Linked DNA regions of Mus musculus: region 2 is linked to region 1. The links are chromatin loops, found by intact Hi-C in ENCODE. Cell type or tissue: left cerebral cortex. All regions are shown on one strand. Each heading gives the region's core, and the rest is flanking DNA. Links, peaks and the distances in the headings are about the cores only. Region 1 has its middle 38 kb from the start of Lsm8. Region 2 has its middle 48 kb from the start of Gm23648.

Region 1 (11,977 bases), core at 6,201-8,700:
ATATATATATATATATATATATATATATATATATATATACATATAAAATTCTGAGTCTGCTTATATACAGGCTATACATAATACAGGATATTAACCTATTTTTGCATTGATTTTAATACAATGAGACTGAGATTTAATTCTATTCTTCTACCTGTAGATAGATCAATAATTTTCCCAGAACAAGATCACACCTTCTCCTATCCACCCTATGGTTATGAAAGTTGAATTCAAATCTTTTGCAAGTGTTCTACATGTTACTCAACTGTTCTACCTCCGAGCTATATTTCTAACCTCTTTTATTTTATTCATGTTTTCCTACCAGGCAAGGTCAATACAATGTGATACCATTATATATTTTGTCACTTAAACTAAGACATTTTTAAAGTTGTAAATGTCAAATGATTGTGAGGACCAGAACAGTCAACACAAAAAAAGAATCCATGACCATTGTCACCATAATGTGGTACATTCTCTCTCTCAAAGAATCTTCCAGAAGCTTTCAACATAAGCCTTGAAATTGGCTAAGTTATACAATATTTGCACACATGTGGCATTTTTATCTTTCTACATTCTTCTGTTAGATAAATCTGTGAGTTTATGTTTAAAATGGAAGCTTCATGGTCTGGGCATGTTGTTCCTGTCTTAGCTTAAGTGTAGAAACTTCAATCCAATTTTCTTTTCCTGAGAAATCTATTGAAGACTTTTCACAAACATCCCTACCCACTCCCAGAAGTGCCAGGGATGTATCCTCCACTCTTAGCAACCCAGTTACAAATATGCAGAGTTGTGACCTATATGATTGGGCAGAACAGTGAAAATCCACTATTAACAGGTTATATTTCTTTGTTTGTCGTAATAGTAACACATATAGATGTCTGCTATATTCCACCAAGTTTATATGATCTTGTTAGTGGGTTAGCTTTCTGAGTATAACTTACTGTGTTAATTTAATGCTTTGAAACCACATAACTATATTCTCTTAAGCTTTTGAATGCTGGAATGTGAAGTTGGGGTATCTGCCGAGTCTGCAACAGAGAGGATGGAGAACCTTTTCTTTGCCTCTACCCAATTTGGGTGACTGTGGACTCCTTTCACTTATGACTACATTTTCCCCCCTGTGGCCACATTATTTTTCTTTTGTTTAATCTTCCTTAATTATAAAGGAATTGTCATGGATTTAGGACCTACAAAGTAATTGAGGATAATATTTCTATCTCTTTAGTTTCATCTGCAAAGATGTTTGTACAAACACAGAAATATTCACAGGTTTGGAGATTATGACATCAACAGCTTTGTAAAGACCATCTTTCAACCAACTATATATAGGTGATCTCTTGAAATTACTTGAAACATAAGTCTAGAAGATGGGCAGACATCATATTACCATTCCTTTTTTTCTGGTTGGAAAGTGAGGCTTATTTTCATGGGCCACTGAGCTAATCAGCATAGAAACCCACATTTGATCTCTGCGGACTGGAACACAAAGCTCACATCCCTAATATGATATCACCGATTCTAATTCTCAGGTGACTTTGCACCTAGACCTTTCACTATCCTTTATTTCTTTGTAAAGTAACAAAATAAAAGCAAAACAAACAATCACTAAAATTATTTGTTACTTCTGGCTTCTACATGGAAGTTAGCTTGGCCCAAAGATAAAGCAGGAAAAACTTAGAACAAGGTCCAATTTTCCTGATTTATTCTCTTATCCTGTAGCATTTTTCATCAAGTAAAATATGTCTGTGTTTTTCACTATATAACCAAAAAAATATGCTGTTCAGAAGAAGTCCACAGTAAAATCACCACAGCATGTAATAATAACTGAGTAATGGAGGATATCTCAAAGGTCTATGTGCTAATACCCTAAAAACAAGCTATCAAATAAAAGAACAGACACTAGTATCTCAGAAGAAACCACCCAGACAAAACTAATCAATTTGGCAGCTAGATGTTGCCATGGCAGATAATTAAAAATACACATAAGAAAATGGGCACCCAGGCCAAGATGCTGGACATGTGGTTTACTCTGCATGTGTGTTTGACTTTGACCATGATCTCCTGGTGCAGCACTCACTTGTGTGGCAGCTGCCTCACATTCTGGGGATTAATGCTAGACCTCATTGAAGATGCTGGAGGCTGCTTCTGGTTCTACACAAACAGAAATAAACAACTGCCACTCATATTAAGGGCAGCATGGAAGAACAAATGTGAACACTCTTTTCTAATGATGTTTTGTTTATATTAAGTCCATCTCTTGATTTGCTTCATATGAAATTAGTAAATAAGGGAGTGATTTTAGACTGGCATAGGTGTCAAAGTGGTTCATACTTAGATTTTTCTTAGTCAAAGAAGAAAATAGAAGAATTATACATCTTCAGGAAAGAAAAAAATCTCAGCTTATACAGTGGTGGCAGAAATACATTTTTGTACATAATTTAAAAAATCATTGCATTTTAAAATTAATTTATTGTGTGTTCCTCTCTCTCTTTCTCTCAGTGTGTGTGTGTGTGTGTGTGTGTGTGTGTGTGTGTGTGTGTAAAAATTAGAGCGTAGCTTGTAGAAGTTGATTTTCTTCTTCTACCACTGGTTTTCCAGGGATGGAACACAGGATATCAGACTTGGGATCAAACACTTTTACCCACTGAGCCATCTCACTTGTTCTTGTCTTTAATGTTTTAAATGTAAAACTATCACTTGGACAGTTTAAAGGGGATCCTTGAATAGCTCTTGGCCAATGCAGGCTACACTGTTTCAAGTGTTCACCTTGAAGTGGAGTCCAAGAGCTTTGATTCCTATCCATGTTGTCTCAGCACTATCCTGGGCTGTTGTCTCTTCTGATTCTGAATCTTAAAGAGAAGTGAGAAATGAAGTTGCCCCTTAGACTTGCAGATGTGGGATATGACTGAGGCAAAATTCAATTCAAACCTCTAGTAAAGGATGCTCGTGTAGAACCCTACATAGCAATTGTCAACCTAACCATCATGGATGCTGTGATAGTGCTTACATTTGCTACATTCTCTTCTATGAGTATATATTAAGTTAAACACATTTTATCTTCAACACAGTATGAGGAAGGTGCTTGCAGCTTAGGACACATTGCATGATTTCACTAAAGTCATTGTCACTAAAGTAGCACAACCGGGAGAAGACATGGTGAAATAGCAGGGTGGTGAGGGTTAGTAGTCAAAGGAGGAAGAAAGAACAAGCTAATGTGATTTGACTTCATGTCAAAGAAACATTCTCAGATCGATCTAGACAAATTTGAATGTGAAGGAGTCCTTTGGAGCTTTACACGTCATCCCAGAACTTCTAGGAAATTTACAGCATACTAAATACATTATTCTCCTTTCTAAAATATGAAGCCAACAAGATGAATGAAAGATATTTTTCTTTATTTTTAATTAATTTGTTTTTTACACTCCATATTCCATTCCTCCCACATCCACCCTTCGACTGCTCCATATCCCATACCTCCTCCCCACTCCCTGTCTTTATGTGGATGCCCCCCACCCCCCATACCACCTGACTCCCTGGGGTCTCCAGTCTCTTGAGGGTTAGGTGCATCATCTCTGAATGAACACAGACCTGGAAGTCCTTGGCTATATGTGTGTTGGGGGCCTCATATCCGCTGGTGTATGCTGTCTGTTTGGTGGTCCGGGGTTTGAGAGATCCCAAGGATCCAGATTAACTGAGATTGCTAGTTCTTCTACAGGGTCATCCTTTTCCTCAGCTTCTTTCACCCTTACCTAATTCAACAACATTGGTCAGCTGCTTCTGTCAATTGGTTGAGTGCAAATATCTGCAAATGACTCAGCTTCTTGTTGGGTCTTTTGGAGGGTAGTCATGACAGGTCCCTTTTTGTAAGTGCTCCATAGCCTCAGTAATAGTGTCAGACCTTGGGACCTCCCCTTGATCTGGATCCCACTCTGGGCCTGTTGCTGGACCTTCTTTTCCTCAGGCTTCTCTCCATTTCCATCCCTTTAATTCTTTCAGTCAGGAACAATTATGAGTCAGAGATGTGTCTGTGGGATGGCAACCCCATACATACCTCAATTGATATACTGTTTTCCTGCTGGAGGTGGGCTCTATAAGTTCCCTCTCCCTACCGGCAGGCATTTCATCTAAGGTCCCTCCCTTTGATTCCTGAGAGTCTCTCATGGACCAGGTCTCTGGTGCATTATGGAGGGTTCCTCCAACCTCCTATCTCCTGAGGTTGCCTGTTTCCATTCTTTCTGCTGGCCCTCAGGGCTTCAGTACTTTTCCCTTACCCAATACCAGATCAGGTTCCCCTTCCCTCCCCCCCCCACACTCTCCCTTCCCATCTAGTTCCCTTCCCTCCCTCCCTCTCCCTCCCTCCCTCTCCCTCCTTCCCTCTCTCCCTCCCTCCCCACTTCACTTGTGATTGCTTTCTTCTCTCCCCCAAGTGGGACTAAGGTGTCCTCACTTGGGTGCTTCATGTTGTTGACTTTTTTGTGTTCTGTGAACTATATCTCGGGTATTCTGTACTTTTTTCAACTATAACAGTTATCTAGAACTTTAAATTTATTTTTAAAAGATTCCTGGAGAATAAAATCTTGCAGACGTGATTAATACAATTATCCCTATCTTCTTCATGAGTTGAATCTTAATGCTTAGATGCCACTTTCAAGTGAGTTGGGCAAAGGCACAAATAGAGAAGACAAATATTGTTTGATAAGCCAATGGCAACTGCAGACTCTGTAAGGCATCCAAGCCAAGTGTCTTTATCAGCATCTTGAGTGTGGTAATACTTATTCTTGGAGGCTGTCCCAGAACTTCTACTTGCTTATAAACAACAAGCCAAGACAACAAGTTATCTCAATTTGCTAGCTAGGTGAACATATGAAAGTAGGACATCTTCTTGGGAAGTGTGCAACAAACTAGAACAACTCTGGGTTATATGATGCACATGTGTAAAAGGGAACTTTTCCACAATATTGACTTTGGGGATATTTTTCTGAGCAGAGTATCTGGTTCTAAGTGCTTTAACTTGTTTACCAGCTAACTAAGTTGTTGCTGAGCTACACAGCAAACTTCTGGGCTTATATCTATCTGCATGCTAGAACTAGTGCAGAATATTTAGTGGGGAACTTTGGTCTCTTGTAGATATTTTCCTAAAGTACCTTGTGGGAAAGAGCAGCAGAGCAGACTCCTGTAGCTGTGAACCTATCTGTATTGTCGAGCTTCCCATTGCCTTTGGTTCCAATTCTACCACATTTCAGCCTTTGTGATTTACTCCAGGGAACTATTATTCACTTTTTGGGGAAAAAAAAAGACGTATAAATTGTGAAAGGGACTAAATATTTTGATATAGTTCTTCAAATACATTTAAGTGATTTCAGATATGAAACCAAGCCTGACTGCACATCAACTGAAAGTCCTCCAAAAAATTTGCATAGGAACTTGTTCTACCAGTTGAACAATGGAAATATTTGCAGGGTAGGTGTCAGATGTCAGACCTCAGATTATCAAGTATATTTAAAGCCCAAACACACACACACAAATACAACTATCTACTTTCATAAGAGAATAATGTTCTGCCAAAGCTCGATTTTAGCTATCTTAAAGAAAAATATTGCATTCTCAATCTCCTCTATCTATTGAAAGATTGATGGCCTTCATTGCAAGAATAGTCCACACAGAATGACTCATGCCCTTCAGCCTGTTTTCCAAATAACAAAAGACTTAACTCCCATGAAATTTGTACACAGAGGCATGTATCCAATCCTCTAACTGTAAGTACACTCTTCTACTGAAACTGCAAGATGGCAATTTAATGTCAAACTTTCAGTCATCGTGTAGATCCTATGGTTATGAGAATCTAAGGCTCACCTGGTAGCTGCATTCTAGACAAACAAGGAGACAGAAATTAGTGAAAGATAAGAACACTGAAGAAACATTCCTGAAGAAAATAATGGAGAGTTTTGGATTCACCTCTAGGGGTGGCTGCCAGGGTGTAAAGGGCTTTTGTGGGGTGTGGGAGCTATAATGTATAAAATTCCATGCTTTAGATTGAGTGGGTAAAGATGACATCATTGAAAAGATGCTATTTGAGGAAAATATGGAAAAGACCACAGGAAAGATACAGACAGGCAAAGTGGAGAGAACAGTATGGTTAGACATCTTACAGGAAAAATTTCTAAAGTATTCAGAGTTGACACCATCATGGGTGGAGCTGAGGTGAGCAAAGGACTGTAGTTGACTATGCGGCTCCACTCAGGAGCATACAGGCCACAGAAGCAACAGAGCAGATGGGACAGGGTCCCCTCAGCCCTTGGTGCATCTTCCCTGCCAGAGGAGAGCTTGCTTATAGGAAGTGTCTGACCCTGGGACTCAGGTGAGGTCACCATTTTCTTTCCAGTGACTCTCTAAGGCTAGTACATTCAGGAGCTCACAGGCTGCAGAAGCGGCAGAGCAGCTGGGACATGGTCCTAGGGCCTACATCTATACCCAAGAGGTGGGGCTGTTTTGTGGCCCTCTGTGCACTCACTGGTCTTGCCAGGAGAGAGCTGGTCTCCCAGGAGTGCTGACACAGGCTTACAGACTCACAGGAGGAACAAACTCCAGCCAGAGACAAGAACATCTAACACCAGAGATTACCAGGTAGCAAAAGGCAAATGCAAAAATCTTACCAACAGAAACCAAGACTACTTGGCAACATCAGAACCCAGTATTCCCACTACAGCAAGTCCTGGATACTCCAACACACCGGAAAAACAAGATTCAGATTTAAAATCATATCTCATGATGCTGGTAGAGGATTTTAAGAAGGACATTAATAACTCCTCTAAAGAAATACAGGAGAACTCAGCTAAACAGGTAGAAGCCCTTAAAAAAGAAACACAAAAATCCCTTAAAGAATTACAAAACAAACAAACAAACAAACAAACAAAAAACCAAAAAACAAAACCAAACAGACAAACAAAAAAACAACTAAACAGATGAAGGAATTGAAAAATCCATTCAGGATCTAAAAATGGAAATAGGAACAATAAAGAAATCACAAAGGGAGACAACACTAGAGATAGAAATCCTAAGAAAGATATCAGGAGCCATAGATGCAATCATCACCAACAGAATACAAAAGATGGAAGATTTCAGGTGTAGAAGATTCCATAGAAAACATTGACATAACAATCAAAGAAAATGCAAAATCCAAAATGATCCTAACTCAAAACAGCTAGGAAATCCAGGACACACAACCACCAAAGCCAGACACTATTTCAGATGCCAACAAAAGCTTGCTGACAGGAGCCTGCTATAGCTGTCTCCTGAGAAGCTCTGCCAGTGCCTGACAAATACAGAAGTGGATGCTCATAGCCATCCATTGGATGGAGCACAGGGTCCCCAGTGAAGGAGCTAGAGAAAGTAGCCAAGGAGCTAAAAAGATTTGAAGACCCATAGGAGGAACAACAATATGAACTAACCAGTACCCCCACAGTTCCCTGGGACTAAAGCACCAATCAAAGAAAACACATAGTGGGACTCATGGCTCTAGCTGCATATGTAGCAGAGGATGGCCTGGGTCATCAATGGTAGGAAAGGCCCTTGGTCTTGTGAAGGCTCTATGCCCCAGAATAGGGGAGTGTCAGGGCCAGGAAGTGGGTGGATTGGGGAGCAGGGGGAGAGAATAGAGGTTTTTGGAGGGGAAACTAGGAAAGAGGATAACATTTGAAATGTATATAAAGAAAATATCTAATAAAAAGAAAAAAAAGTGACTTGTGAAAGACTTTATTTTAGTCATGGTTCCTGTCACAGTTCATCATCAACAGCAGTGGGGGCAGGAAGTGGAGTATGGCAGGATGCTGGAGGCAGGAGCAGATGATGCAGAGACCACAGCACAGTGTTGATTACTCATTTGCTTCACATGGTTTGCTCAGTCTGCTTTCATATAGAACTCAGGACAATAGGCCCCAGGTGACTCCACCCACAGTGGGCTGGGCCCTCCCAATTTAATCACTAATTAAGAAAAATAAATGAAATAGGAAAATGCCCTACAGAATTGCCTACGGCCCAATCTTATGGAGGCATTTTGTTAATTGTGGTTTCCTCCTTTCTAATGCCTCAAGCTTGTGTAAAGTTGACATAAAGCTAGCAAGCACAACTGACCCATTTTAAACTTTACACGTAAACACACCACCTTTCAATGAGAACCTTTCCTTTCTGGTTTATCTGCAAGCTGGCACATTGCTATTAATATCATAATATAAAACATAAATAAAGTTAAGAGTGCCCCAGTCTTTACAAATTCAAACACATTTTAAAAGCTCAGTATCTTTAAAATATTGAATCTCTTTAAAAATAGAAAATCTCTCTTGAAAGTTCAAAGGTTTTTCAGCTGGGGGATCCTACAAAAGTCAAAATAAAGTTAAATACTTTCTAGGAGGCAAAAACCAGGACACAGTCACAATCTGAACAAAGCAAAACCAAACTCCAATGGTATAAAAAGCCCAATGTCAAATACCTCGGATTCACTCACAATTTTGGGGGCTCCTCCAAAAGACTTGGGTCACTTCTCCGGCTCTGTCTCCTGAAGCCCACACAGCTTGTCTTCCAGGATCCAGCAGCAACAGCAGGCTCCACTCCACTGCTGTTCTTGGTAGTCATTTATGATACTTGCAAACCCTCAGGTCTTTGAGCAACCGGGCTGCCTTCCAAGCCTCAAATTCTGTCCATGACCATTTCGATCATGGGGCTTCAACTGCTACTGAGATTACCCCATCACCAATGACCTTCCCTGGACCCTTGCACTATCAAGCAGCCTTTGCTGCTTGTCAGGAGCCCTTCCTGCTTTCAAAACCAGTGCCACTTGGTGACTCTCACTAACACATTCAGCTGTCCTTTGAGTTACCTTCACTGCTTCTAGAACACAGCTACTATGTGTTGATTCTGAGGAAACACTGCTGAGATTTGAGCTCAGCGATGCTGGTCTCTTCCTAGTCACCACTAATCCCTCAGCTGCAGCAGAATAGCATCGAGTATATCAGGAAAACAAAGGTTTCAGTTTATTGGCTCTGGTTTCTTGTTAATCACACTTGATTCTTCAGCCCCAGCTGACCAGAACCACAATTCTCAACCCAAAATAGCAAATAGAACCTTTGAGTCTCAGATCTCCCTCTGGAACTTCACAAGCCAGGCATCCATCATCTGAATTGTTCTCAACATTACCATCCAATCTCCCACAGAAAAGCTCATCGAGCTTTGAACACTCAATGGCCTTTCAAAGTTACAAAGTCCTTTTTCAATCCTCCCCAAAGCAACAGGGTTATGTCAGAGCAATAGCCACTTTGGGTAGGAATTTGTACTAGTTAGGGTTCCTATCCCCATGATGAAAAACAATGACCAAAACTAACTTGTGGAGGAATGGGCTTATTTAGCAGTGAGGCCAGGAACCCAAGCAAGGCAGGAACTTGGACCCAGGAGCTGATGCAGAGACCATGGAGGAGTGCTGCTTACTGGCTTGCTTCCTATGCCTTACTCATCCTGCTTTCTTATAGAAACCAGGACCTGTAGCCCAATAGTGGCCCCAGCCACAATAACTGGGACCTTCCAAATCAATATCTAATTAAGAAAATGACCCACAGCAGTATGGTTCTCAACCCGTCATGACATCCGCAGGGACTGTGTACTAGATATTTATATTCTGACTCTTAACCATAGCAAAATAGCAATGTAATAATTTTATGGTTAGTGGCTACCACAACATGAGGAACTGTATTAAAGGGTCACAGCATTAGGATGGTTGAGAACCATTGCCCTACAGGGTAGCCTACAGCCAGATCATATGCAGGCATAAGATTTCTCAATTGAGGTTTCCTTCTCTCTGGTGGCATCAGTTTGAGTCAAGTTGAAATAAAACTAGCCAGCACAGTAGTTACTGATGAGGTATGAGATTTGAAGGAGTTCTAGGTCGTATAAGATCTTTTGATTATAGGACGTTTATTCTGATTAAGAATAAAGAGATTGGAGAGTTTGAGCAGAGCCTTAATGTGATCTGCCTAGTTATTCTGGCTTCCATGTTTAAAAATGGACTAAATGAAAGAGAGAAAGATATAGGAAAGTCAGCCAAGAGATGGTGGCAAAATTCCAGGCCAGCAGAAAAGAACTTACTTCATAAAGCTAATAAAATAGTAATGAAAATAGACAGATTAGCCAGATTTGGTATAGGATTCAAAGCAGAGCCAAACAATAAGATTAACTGAAGAGGATGTGTGAAATGTATTTTTAAAGAGAGAGAATGAGAGGAGAGAAACAGAAAGGGGCAGGGGGATCGGTAAAGAGGCAGAATAGTAAATTCTATCTTGTCCCAACAATAGTATTACATCTATCCACAGATCAGTCTCTTCATTACAGATACCAAAAAAAGTTGAAACTCTAGTGGGGATCAAGATTGAAGAAGTCTATTTTGAGAGCTTAGTCATATCCAGGTAGCAAACTCACTGATGGAATGGTTCAACTGTAGTTCACCTCTGGAGACTTTGTTTCCCTAAAACAGGAGTCTAATTACATTTGACATTGAGTCCTACAACCAAAACTATATAGCAAAGGGCCCAGGAAACATGCTGGTACTACTTAAGGGTGGTTCAGTAGGCAGATGTGTCTTTCTAGAAGGTGGATCTCAGCAGAGGACCTGAGAGTTCCTTGGTAATGCATCTCTAGCTCTTTCAGCTGTGTTTCCTGTTTGCATTGCTTGTGACAGGGCACAGACAGAGCCTCACTCAGTTGAGTCATTGCAGCTAGCATGACAGACTTTACTCCACAACAGTTTATGAAAGGAGCTTTGTCTTAGCCCCTGCCTCTCTTTGCTCAAGCGTGAGAATTATATCAACTTGTGTGGGAAATAGCTGGAATACTCATCTGTCTATGCAACATCAAAGCTTGCCAGCTTTCACCCAAGAGAAGACCACATAAAGTCTCCGACCATCAAGGGTAAAACCAGGGAGCAATCCCAGTGGCTCAATGGAGTGTTGTCAGTCATACTCAACTTTGCCAAGAAGGCCCTGAGTGTCAGCTCTAGTCTTCGGAGGAAGTTGGGATGTACCATAGCTGAGCCCACATGCAGCACTACTCAGAATCTTGTGTACCAGTGCCATCTAATTATAAATGCTACCCTTTGATCTTACAGCAGGTCTATATAAGCCTTATTTCCATCGCTACTAATGTGTTCTAGGAGCAGTTCTATCAATTCAAGATACTTTTGAGAGAGCTTCACCTATGTGAGTTTTGAAGCTGGCTTGCCAACCTCTGTCCCCAACAGATCTTCAATCATACCTCAGTCTCAATACATGGCCCTCTTTTTGCAGACCAAATCCAGTTCTGAGAAGAGTAGTGCTCCAAGCAGGATGTTTCTCTGACACAAGTCTTAAGCATTATTACACAATTTGGGCATGGTCAACCATAAGAGTGGCACATCAATTAGTAGAGGTAAGGAAATCTGAAGAAATTCATTATCTGTTACACATATTAATTTTGAGATAGCTATAAATATTTAGCTCAAGACAATGAGGAGTATTTTTCCACTACTCTGGAATCAAGCTGAACATATAAACTTAGTAGACATAAACATATGGTGTTTAAAATTATGAAATTGGATATATCACTCAGGGACAATATAAATAGAAAGGACAGTTTTGGAGGGCAAAGCAAATGAGGTTAAGAAGGAGCAGCCAAGGGGGAGGGAGAGGAGGGGAAGGGAAAAGTGTGGCATCCACGTGGAAAATTTTAGAGAAAAAAATGTCATTGACTACGTCAAATGCCACTGATAGTCCACTAGTGAGACTTGAAAGCTTACTACTGGATTAAAAACAGATTGCATCGATGATCTGATGGTCTTAGTAAGAGTGATCTGTGGAACAGTGGCTATAAAATGCCAAATCCATTGAAAAGGTAGTGGAGAAAGTAAGACAATTAGTACAGGGAATTCTTTTGAGAGGTTTTACTTCAAAGAGCTGAAGCAGGA
Region 2 (11,977 bases), core at 6,130-8,629, 130 kb before region 1:
TAGACCTTGGCAAAGTGGAATTAGGAAGTATGGTCCCAGGAAATGCTCAAATATAAACTGTAGTTTTCAAGCATGTTCAAGCACTGTGTAGCTATTTAGATGCAAGAATCTGATGGGTCCTTCTGATTCACAATATACAGTTGTGCAGATGTCTGAAGGGGCATGCAATCCTTTTAAGTACTCCTCAGGATACAGCTCTGTGAGCCTCGAACTTCCCATATATTTGCAACTCTCATAATTTTCATCTTCACAAATATCATGATCCTCCTTGGCAGCCAATTCTGTCTCAAAAGCATCTATACTATGACTCTCCATTTTTTGACTTCATTAGCCTGAGAGTCACTGCCTGGGAACCAGATTTGTAGACAACAGTAGGAAGACTTTTTAGATCTTTTAATTTATAAACATGGGAATTAGGGATAGCACATTATATCTCACTCTCTGATCAGTGGAGTTTAAGGGTCCTTTCTATTTCTTATTCTGTGTAAACGTTCACACAAAGAACTCTAGGGTAGATGGTATAAGTTACTTCCATTCCTTTTTGTTCTCCCTGTCCATTCTTTTTGTCACATGACTTTTTTTTTTTTTTTTTCTAATTGGAGTTGGAGGATGTTTCATCGGCCCAGTGATAGTGGGCTTGATTTATATGGTTTCATCCATAGAATACAGATCAAAAAGATAATCCAAGGCTAAACTTCAAGGGACAGTGCATTTCTATTTCTGCATCTTTCATGTCTGGTAGTGTAATGAGATATCACAACCTGGGTAGTTGCCCATGGTCAAAAAAGATGGATTGAAAGACCCGAGTCTGAGCTCTAGTTGGAAGCTTGTTGCTAAGTCCAGCTGAGCTGAGTCCCAATCAGTGAGGTGCGAACCAACCTCTAAGTATGTGGACAAGAATGAATACATTTTGCACTACTACTTTGTTATTCTGTAGCAACAAAACATAAAGTGACTGATGTACTCCTTAGTTCCTAATACCTTTAACTACTTACACGATTGCAAACTTTGAACTAGGTTATTATCAATAAAAGAAGTGGGATGATGTAGTTCATTACGGAGTTGGGACTGTCAGTGAGTGGTGGAGAATTGACTTAGTGTGTACAAGACCCTGAGTTTAGCACTCTTCACATTAGGAGAAAAGAAACTTAGTGGATTAGACTGTTGGATTAGATTGTAGTTCTGACTCTACCATATTAATTCACTTTACCTATTATCCTTTACATCTTTGTTTTCAGCTAATGGCAATAAACTGCTTCTCTTTTAAACATGGCTATTGTTGTTATTGCAGTATTTGCATCTGAATACAAGTTGTCCAAATAAGGAAATAGAAACAGAAGAAGGAACTTCATCTAGAAGCTAAGGCAAAGTCTGTTTTACATCAAACATAATCAAAACAAATTAACAACGAAAGAAAAAATGGTACGGAGTGGGAGAGATGCATAGCAAAAATGCATAGCAATCGTTTGGAACCCAGTAAATATTATATTATAACTAATAGCTAGGTATTTCCAGTGCATTACTTGAAATGGAGTGAAAGGCAAACTTGTTTTGGGATACATTATTATTTACCACTAAATAACAAATAAAATAAGTAGATGGCTAATTACTGAAAGTTCCAAACTAAAATGCTTTTACTAGTTAGGATGACGATTTTATATCAACTGCCCTGCTTCCATGCTGATAGGAAAGGCAAATGAAAGCTGACAGTGCCAGAAGCCAGTCACAATCAAGACACGAAGTCTGTTCTTGGTTCACATCAATGCTGTCATTTTTCCTTTGCAATAATTTCAGTCTACTGAAATATCAGGGCATCTTTGCTTTAAATACAGGTTCAGCTGTATTCTGTCAATCATTTACTCTTAATTAAGTTCTGACAATTAAATGAGATAATGCATGCGAAAATCACTCTGCAAAGTGGACGCTCCTGCTGGCTACTTTAATTTAAATTGAATTGTGCACAGAATTAAACATGCTTATCTGTTCTGTTATAGCAAATTATGAGATTTCAACCATTGATTATAAAATTTTACAAACTGAGCAGCTGTGTGGGGCCTGGGAGAGGGGTAGCCTTTCCTTCCAGAACCATTCCTGTGGGGCTGGCAATGGTAACAAAGATGAGCATTTGAAGGCAAAGCACACGTTGAAAATGTTTTCCCTGTCCAAGTATATATTTGTCTAAAGAACTGATCAACTACTACTTTATTTTGACTTCATGAAAATAAAATACAACTTGCCACTTATATGTCAAGTAACTCATTATGTTTGTAATTTCAGTTTCTTTGTGCAGAGTTTCATCTTAATCAATGTTAGGATATAGCTGCTGCAGATGATGTAAGCTAAGAATATCTTTTCTCCGGTTCCTCTGTGTATGTGTGTGTGTGTGTGTGTGTGTGTGTGCATGTGTGTGTTTTCTAGCCCCTCAGAGGTAGTTCCTAGGATCTGTCTTAAACAATATGCAGTTTTGAAAGAAGGAATATTGGAGAAAATCACTTTAAAATAATTTCACAGGGCTAGAGATATAGCTCAATGGGTAAGCATGCACACTATTAGAGCAGAGCTTGAGAAATTCCTACAACTATGGAAAGCATAGGGATGCTGTGTGTAACTATAATCCCAGTGTTGTGGGATAGAAAAAGACAGATTCTAAGGGGCCTCTGGACAGTAGGACAGGCTAGCCTGAACTGTGACCTTTATGTCAGTGAAACCCCCCCCATCTTAAGGGACCACATCAGAGGGCAATAGAGGAAAATACCAAACACCTTCTGACTTCTACATATTGGTACACAGCTGGGGAACCATATATAAACATATCACCTCTCTCTCTCTTTCTCTCTCTCTCTCTCTCTCCCTCCCTCCCTCTCTCCCTCTTCCTCTCCCTCTCCCCGTCTGTCTGTCTGTCTGTCTTCTGTCTCCCTCTGTCTCTGTCTCTGTCTCTGTCTCTGTCTCTGTCTCTGTCTCTATCTCTCTCACACGCATACATACACACACATACATGTTTATGCCACAAACATACCACATACCACACGCATACCACCCCCCATACAAACAGGTAATGACTAAGTAACAAAAAACATTTCTCATGTGTGGTCCCCTTAGGAAATTGGTAAGTGTCCCAGGTAGGACTAAGAGCATAGGCTGTGGTCTCCATGTCATGATTAAGGGCAATCCGGTAGTAGATTCACTAAAATGGAATAATAGTAGTAGCTACCTAATGGGGATGTTATCACATTATGTAAGATACTCAATGAAAAGGGTTTAGCCCAGTGTTGTGCTGGTGCTGATGGGACTCTTATAACCTTAGTCATTATTATAATAACTGAGTGGTGAGGGGAAAAAAACCAGAGTGCCTGGAGTAAATGCAAGAGAGGGGACCACATGGCAGATGACTTTGCTGCTCAGAAGAGAGGATGAAAAACTCATTAATTTAAAGGAACTCAAATTCTGTGAGAATTCAATGCCAGTGGGGCCTAAGTTCTTTTGAAGTTATGGAAAAAGTAAATGCTAAAATAATTAAGGGCAGACAGATTATAGGGAGAATGATTAAATTGGTGGCGGGAAAACAACCTTTTTAATGACATTAGAACCTGCCATTCTTACATACCCATTATGCAGAGTATTTTCTGTTTGATCCAGGGCTTGAGAAACTATAGCATCAAGTCATGTTAATTTTATCCAATGTTTTTAATTTTATTTATTTATTATTGTGGGTGGGATGCCTCACAAGTGACTCAGTTCAATTTGGAGGTCAGAGGACAATTTATGGATGGAAGCTTATTCTTTCTTTGCATCCTTTTGGATTCTAAGGATCAAATTCAGTGGTCAGGTTTGGTATCAGGTGTCTTTCCCACTGAGATACACTTCACTGACCCCTACTGTATATGTTTAAAATGGTCAAAATTACCTGTTAAAAGCATAGTGAACATTTTTGCCCATTGATAGGTTTTTTCATGATAACTTCTCCTAAATGTGCCACTTTGAATGTATTGTGGAGAGTATCATTTCTGAACCTTTGCCACACAAGCACTTCACATGGGCCACCAAAGACCTTTTTGTACAACACCTCACTGACCACACTCTGACTGTTTCAAGCTCTGTGGCATGATTTTGATAAACTATATCCTGTCAGGGCCAGGCAACTCATTTTCAGATACATTAAAAACTATGGCTATTAGCTGGTCCAACACCATACTACTCTTGCTTATTACAAAAAATTGGGCTATTTTCTTTGCTTGTCAGATTACTCCTACCCGTGCCAGAAACACACAGTCAGATCTGGCTTGCCTTTCTGTTTCATCTCTTGCCCGGGTCGACAGAGCCTTTAAGAAGCATGGAAAGCTGCCATGCTTAGGGTAAGCTTTCTCAACTGGTGCCTGTGTTTTGTGGCTGCACATATTCCTGACAATAGTACACAGTGAAATCAAGCCCAGAGTAAGAGATTTCATTTGCTGGGGCAAGGGTGTGGGTCACTCAGGTCCCCGCTGGTTATTCAATTCAAGTCTAAGGCAAAAGTCCAGAAATATCATTTCTTGGCTCTTCCAGGTATTGGGACATCATGGCCATAGCACACTGCTTGGGAAATATCTTCACCCCCCACTGTGAAAATATGCTCCCTTTATTGCTGAAAATACTTGTTCAAAGCTTCCCAGAGTAGAGGTGGGAATACCAAAGGAGCTTTCATTAGGGATTCTTTCTCCCTTGGACAGTCTTTTTCAACTGGAGGGTGAATGTGAGACAGGATGGAGAAGGATGTTGGTAACATAGTAACAGGAAAGAAATCAGGAATTAGGCAGCCAAATAACCAGGCTCCAGTATTATTTCTGAAACCTTCACCCTAGCAATCAGATGCAAGATGCATTACTTGGTCCCTCCCCTTTTTCACCTCCCTCCCTAACCTCCTTCCTCCTGGTTCTTCTCCTCTTCTTCATGCAGCTTCCATTGTAGAATATAGTTTTGTCTGGATTACTTCATGGGGAGATTACGTCTCTACAGCCAGTTCAGAGACTGAGTATTATGTGGTCATAGGGAAGAAATAAGGCCCAGTGATTGGCTTTTTGAGTCTTGAGTTCATGCATCATCTCATGTCAAACATTTTTAGTATTTGTAGTTATTACACCATTTATGTGGAAGTAAAGATCCTTGGAAGTTTTGTAGTTATTCTTTAATAATTTTATGTAATTAGATGATATATTATTCTCAGAATTAAATGTAACAAAGCAAGATAATGGTTTACAGCAACTCCTTAACAAAGGACTAAGTAAAGTTATCTCTAGAGCTCTTCTCCATGCATTTAGGTAAGTTTAATCCATAAAGTCTATACCAGGTTAATACAACATCTCTGGGCCAAAGCAGGAATGGCTTCTATGTTCAACACTCTGGGCAGTTGGTGAAATATATGAATTTACTATGAAATTTGAATATTACAGTGGTGATGTTTACTAGCTTGTAGACAACAGTACTTGAACCATTAATCAAATTGTTACTTCCAGTATACTGTTAAGCATTTCATTTTTAGGAAAGCATTAAAATTTTGGATGGCTTCATATAAAATCCATATTTTTATCAGGAGCAGTATTTGAATGTAAGACCTCTGATGCAAATATTGCTTAAGTCTATCAAAACTAACTTCATAGATTATAATGTAAACCATTTCTTCATTTCTCATTCCTTAGCTACACAAAGTGTGCAAATGCTTCAATGTGGATAAATATATGCTGTGGCATGACAAACACTGGAAAGAATATAGAAAGGCAGATATGTTTTCCAACCTGACTCTGTTGAAAAGTTAACTGCATGATTTGAACAACCTTTTCTGCTCTTTCTAGCCCCAAGACTCATTCATAAAATGAGGCTGAAGTGTCTAGATTCCTTCCCTGCATAATTGCTTATATTTTCTTTATTATTATGAGGAATATACTATTTGGAGACATTATTGGTTCAAGTATACCAATTTGTTTTTAATATTCAAGTTCATAGAACAAAAGAACTAAACTTCTCATTCTGTACGTAAGAATAAACAGATCATGGAAGCAAATAAAAATACAAGAAGGGTAAACAGCAGTATGTTCAAACTGCTCCCTTCAAGCAAGGAAGAAGAAACATCCTTTGTATTAGGAAAAGCATCCGTTTCCTCCAACTTTTTCTTTTATCAAGAAGCATCTGGGATGAGAATTAAAGTGCCTCCACCTAGCCCATAGCCCCAATCAACCAGTCTGGAATTTTAGAGTAATACAGTAGCATTTCTCTACATTGAATGGGAGTTTTAATAGGCCAAATGTTATTCCAATTTATATCTCTCTTTTCTACTAAGTAATAGTAAATCTGTTTTTTTCTCTTTTTGATTAAAAATTCTGGTTATGTTTTCCAGGTTGGGTTTGAACATGTTATCCTCCTGCATCAACCTTCTGAGTAGCTGGGATAATAAATTTGCATCACTGTGTTTGGTAGTTTCTAAATATTACACTGTAAATGAGAGTACAGTGAAACCACTGAACTGGAACACCTCGTGGGTAGAAGGAAAGGTTTATTGGGAAGCGAACTGCCAAGGCTGTTTGTGGGCAGGGGCGAAGAGATAAGCAAAATGGCAGATAATCAAGTGGATTTTATATGATAATCATCAGGGTGGGGGTCTCTGATCTGATATAAGCTGTTTAGAGGTCAGGGAAGTAAGTGCTCTTGCCTGGGGTAGTGTGCCTTTGGGGCAGGATTAAGGGACATTGCAAGTGGTTTAAGGTAGGCTCTTAGTGAGCAGAAGCTTGACTTTAGGCCTCTGTTCACCCAACAATAATCCTGTTTATTTGTCCAAAGTCGTAATGTTTAGGACATTTTCATCAGCACTGACACTTGGGGGTTCTGCTTTGGGTCTTACATACAGGTCTTTTAATTTCTTATCTTGTCCCTATTCTTAACATGATATTCTGTACAAAGTAGCCAGTGTATGCTTTCTAAATTAAGAAAGAAGCATATAGATGTGTAAATCATGAGAGGTCTTAGTTACCCAAAAACCATGACATCATAAATGTGTTTCAGAAGTTAAAATAAAACAAAAAAACCCTTCTGATCATCAGTATTGTTGAAGATGGTATTTTTCAAGCATTAAGGCTCTGTAGCCCACCGAACTTACAGAAATCCTACTGACCCAGTAGCCTCCCAAAGGCCCAAATTATTTATGGGTGTGAGTCACTGTACATAGCTGCGAAGAAGTTTTAAGACATGGATTCCAAGGGTTGGAGAAGTATGTTTCTTGCTCAGCAGTTAAGGACATTCCTTGTTCTTGCAATGGACCTGGGTTTGATTCCAAGAATCCACATTGGGTGGCTCACAATTTTCTAAAACCTCAGTGCCAGGAAATCAATGTGTCTGGCCTCTGGGGGCACCTATACTGTGTGTATATGATCCAGGAATACACATAATTAAAAATAAAGCAAATGCTTAGAAAAAGGCATAGGTTCTGAATTTTCCTCTTATAAATGCTGGCTTGCCTGTGCTTAGAGGCTCCATATATGGCTTAAGTTCTGCAACTGCTTTGTATACTGCTCAGGTTTAGGGGATATAGCATATCAAGTAAGCACTAAAAAATGAGTGCTAATTACATACCTTTCTTAGACTCATGTGATCTATATCTCAGAACCTTGCTTACTTGGTCTCAACAGGGACTAGACACAAGTTGCCAATCTCAAACAATAGTACCAATATATTTTTATTGTTGATGACATGACATTTCAAATATTTTCTGTAATACAGAGAAATAGAGTACCATGTTTTTCCTCATCTGGAAAACCTAGGAATATTAGTAGTAACAATTGAAGAGACTGCTACTTTATCTCTTGACAAAAATACATGATTACCATGGTAACTACTGAGATGGGACAAGATGTCTTTTTAGAGGCAGAGAATAGAACCAAGCATCAGCTGGCAGAGAAGTGCTGTAACTACCCACAAGTGTTAATTTTAGCTGTGTTTGTATAAACTCAGGTCATTTTAGTTGAGACATCTAAATTATTTCAGACACTTGACATAGAAACTGCACATTAAATGCTTACATGATAGCTTTGCATTCACATAAACCTTTTTTTTTTTCCTACTTAAGTCACCTGGTCAAGAGAAATCAATGTTTTGTCACATGAAACAACAAAAACACTGGAACAAAAACTGATATATTTTTCTTTATGATAGTGACAATTATAGCAACTTGGGCAGAAGGGGGACTTACCACCTAAAATACTTCATGCATATGATAACTTTCATTCCCCACAGCAGTACCACACACTGGGTCCTACTGTTTTCCCATTTCATGGAAGATGGCATTTAACTTCTGAGAGGCTAAGTAATTTACCTACTATCATACATCTTGCACACATGAGCATTAAAATGAAATTCCTTATTGTTTTCAAGAATTCTGGCTCCAAAATGATATAACTTTTAACATAAGAGAGAGCAACTGCAGTCTTTATAAGCCAATATTCTCACTCCGAGAACCAAAACCTCTGTAGAAAAGTGTCTGTTCCCTACATTTTTCTAAAAGGTGCAAGGGTGTGTGATCTTGTCATTCCTCAAATTACCTTCCACTCTCTTTAATTTACCGATGATTCTTAGCTATATAGTCATGCAACAGATATTATAGTATATAAAACAAATAGTAAGCACTTCTCATAAAGGAAACATGTATTAAAACAGCTCAGCTGGGCATGGTGGTACACGCCTTTAATCCCAGCACTTGGGAGGCAGAGGCAGGCGAATTTCTGAGTTCGAGGCCAGCCTGGTCTACAGAGTGAGTTCCAGGACAGTCAGGACAATACAGAGAAACCCTGTCTCAAAAAAACAAACAAACAAAAAAAAAACCAAAAAAAAAAAAAAAAAAAAAAAAACCCCAAAAAAAAAAAAAAAAAAAAAAAAACCCGGCACATAATCTAGTGAGGAGAAGAGGAGAATTTTATTATGTTAAATGTGGAGATGCACAATAAATATAGGTGCTTCCAAGTAGAGAAATGGATAGGAACACCTTCTCAGAAGCAATGCGTAGATCTGGACCTAATGTTAAGTACAACTCCAAGGGAGATAGGCGCTGAAGGCTCCACCCTTTCATAGCAATGGAGTCACAAAATGGCTTGAAGGTGGGTGTAGGTACAGCCCTGCATTGCTGTATTTTAGTGGGCAGGGAAGAGAACCAGGAGTGAGTGGGAGAAACTGGTAGCAGACAGGAGTTATTAACACAATCCGTTCTAATTACTCAACACTCTGTGCCTGGAGCCGTGCCAAGAATGTCACATTTATTATTTCATGAGGAAGTTTACAGCCGGGGCGGGGGGTGGTGGGGGGTGGTGGTGGTGGTGGTGGTGGTGGAATGAAGCTCAGCTACACGTGGCTTCCCTCAGTTACCTGCCCTGGATAGAGGCAGAGTTTGGTTTCAGCTCTGATTAGTCTCAAGGGCGTATTTCTTTTCTACGTCTCAGACTTAGGTGTTTGGAGACTAATGCTCTGTAAGCATTAAGAATTTGTTTCAAATGTTAAGCTGACATGTGCAACGATCAGATTTACACTGTGGAAGGATCTCTTGCAGCAGCATAGTGGATAAACTGATCATGAGATAGGACTAGGGAACAACAAGAAGTTCAATGGTTAAGATGAGGAAAGCAAAACACATGCGTAGGCCAGTGGTTCTCACACAGCTGTCCAACGTAAGCATCACCAGGGAAATGCTGAGACTGTAATGTCCGGGTCCCTCATTCAGCATGGTATAATTGGTCTTTTCAAGTACTTGTAAGTGACTCTAGAAACCCAGGACTAAAATAACACTGATCTTAGCCAAGTCATTAAGTGAAGAAATGAAGCTATCAGTATAAGTTTTATTTAGGAGTTTGGGCACACAGGACTTGATGGCCAGCTATATTAGACATGGTGATTATGCATGACACTAAAGGTAAAGGAAGCTTTGAGGTTGAAAGCTGAGTTTTCTATTTAGGAGTTTGGGAAGATGGTGGCTATAATACCTAGGATTAAAATAGAAGAGTGGGAGAATATTTAGAGTAACTTGAAGTAGTGGAATATACCATAGTTATCTACAACAATGGAATTTTAAAATATAAAACAATAAATGTAAGTAGTTACTTTTAATCAAAGGAAAAAAAAGATAGTTCTGAAGTCTTTGCATTCTACCTTGATGGCTCCTCTTTCTCTGCTGGCAGGTCACTATACCTTCTGTCTAGGCAGTCTTACCATGCATGGAAGCTGTAAAGGTCAGGGAGAGTGGATCGATGGTTGTGGCAGGTCATCACAGCTATGATAGTACCAACGGCTTTGAAGCCTATTCCCAAATGTTCTCAACATCTCCCAAGCTAAGAACTGCTCCTATTGACAATGGTAGGTTAATGATGAACAAAAACATCTGCTCCTTTCATTAGCAAGAACTGATGTCACCACCAACAGTGCGTCGGCAGAATGAAGAACTGTTTAAGATAGAGATTCCCACTCTGCCTTCACACTGAAATCACGTACAAAGTTTTAGAAGTCACTAGCTTGTGGACTGGTGAGACAGCTTAATGGTATCAGAGTTAAATTCAATCCATGAATCTTACGTGGTCAATGAAGAGAACCAACTCCCAAAGTTCACAAGTTGTCCTCTGATCTCTGCACATATCATGGTTGCCAATCGCAGAGTGAGTTCCAGGACAGCCAGGGCTACACAGAGAAACCCTGTTTCAAAAAACCAAAAAAACCCAAACAAACAAACAACAGGCACTGGTACTTTAATTGGGCTTGCATTTTAATTACATACGATTTTCCTGAGCAGTGGCTAGTGATATTGTGAATTCCAGGTGAAAAACTGTTATTCTGCATCTTCATGCACTTCTTGGCAAATGGATGATATTTAAATTAGCATGTAGGCTGTACTTGGATTATTTGAAATGGCCAGATAATGGTGTCCTCTTCATGAGAGGATAGCAAAACTACTACATGTATTGACCCTTTTGTTAGTGTTTTTGACTTAGTGATTAAAAATCCATGCATAAACTTCCAGTCATCAGTGGTGTATATGCTCCATTTACATTTGCTTTTATCTTTCCTGTTTTATACAGATATTAGCTGCCTAATTTCTACATTATGGTTGCAAGGAATCAGACACATGTTGGGTAACACAGCCAATGGAATTTGATGTTGATGTTAATTTTAAAATATTGGAAAGTCTAAAGGGAAAATAATCTGGGAAGAAAACTCAGAAATAGGACAAAAAGAAATGCTTGAAGCATGTGAGGAAAAAGTAGGGAAAAACTGTGACCAGCACTAGGGTGTTTGGATTTGTATCTGGGAAGCAGGGCCTTGGAGGGAGTGGCTGCCTAACTGGAGTGGGAGCCACAAAGATGTTGTACAAAGTATTTTTTAATGCTAAGAGCACAACCTTATAGGAAAGTAGTTTTCCTGGATCTTGGGTTGCACAGGCTTAAGTAGCATACAACACATTCTAGAGCTGGACGATTAGAGTAATTCTGTAAGCAAGTTTACAAATAGCTGCTATCAGGATGCTGAGCTATATCAGTCCTAGACACACTCTCTGTCTGTCTCTCCCCTTCCCCCTTCCCCTCCCCCTCCCCCCGTCTATATGTGTGTATGTGAGAGAGAGAGAGTGTGTGTGTGTATGTGTGTGTGTGTGTGTGTGTGTGTGAGAGAGAGAGAGAGAGAGAGAGAGAGAGAGAGAGAGAGAGAGAATGTGTGTATATGTATTCCACAAGTCTTAATAAATATAGGTGGATTTGAATACAACACAATTGGAAAATTATGAGAGTTATAAAAATGGAACCCATATTAGTAATTGCTATAACATTATCAGCTTCTCCATTGACAGGCTCACAGTAGAAGATACTGTCATACAAGTATATCGAAAACATTTTCACATATTGTGAAAGGAAGAACAGACATAGATACATATACATGGAGGAACACAAGGGAGAGAACTTTGGGCAGATGTCGTTTCAATGTGTAA

The links. Peaks named below come from ENCODE experiments on the same cell type or tissue, not always from the same donor. Only the 100,000 strongest peaks of a DNase experiment are listed, where the experiment ranks them.
Region 2: a loop joins it to region 1, with 3 times the contacts of the local background. A loop is called at or near these places in 2 of 42 quality-filtered maps.

The regions. Positions count from the first base shown.
Region 1 is chr6:18,804,982-18,816,958 of GRCm38, forward strand. No RefSeq gene overlaps it. Among named protein-coding and RNA genes, the nearest start is that of Lsm8, 38 kb to the right of the region's middle. In left cerebral cortex, for the core only: no CTCF peak of the experiment used is centred there; no DNase peak of the experiment used is centred there.
Region 2 is chr6:18,673,014-18,684,990 of GRCm38, forward strand. No RefSeq gene overlaps it. Among named protein-coding and RNA genes, the nearest start is that of Gm23648, 48 kb to the right of the region's middle. In left cerebral cortex, for the core only: no CTCF peak of the experiment used is centred there; DNase peaks (open chromatin) are centred at 7,322, 7,609, 7,912 and 8,197; H3K27ac peaks cover 1,437 bases.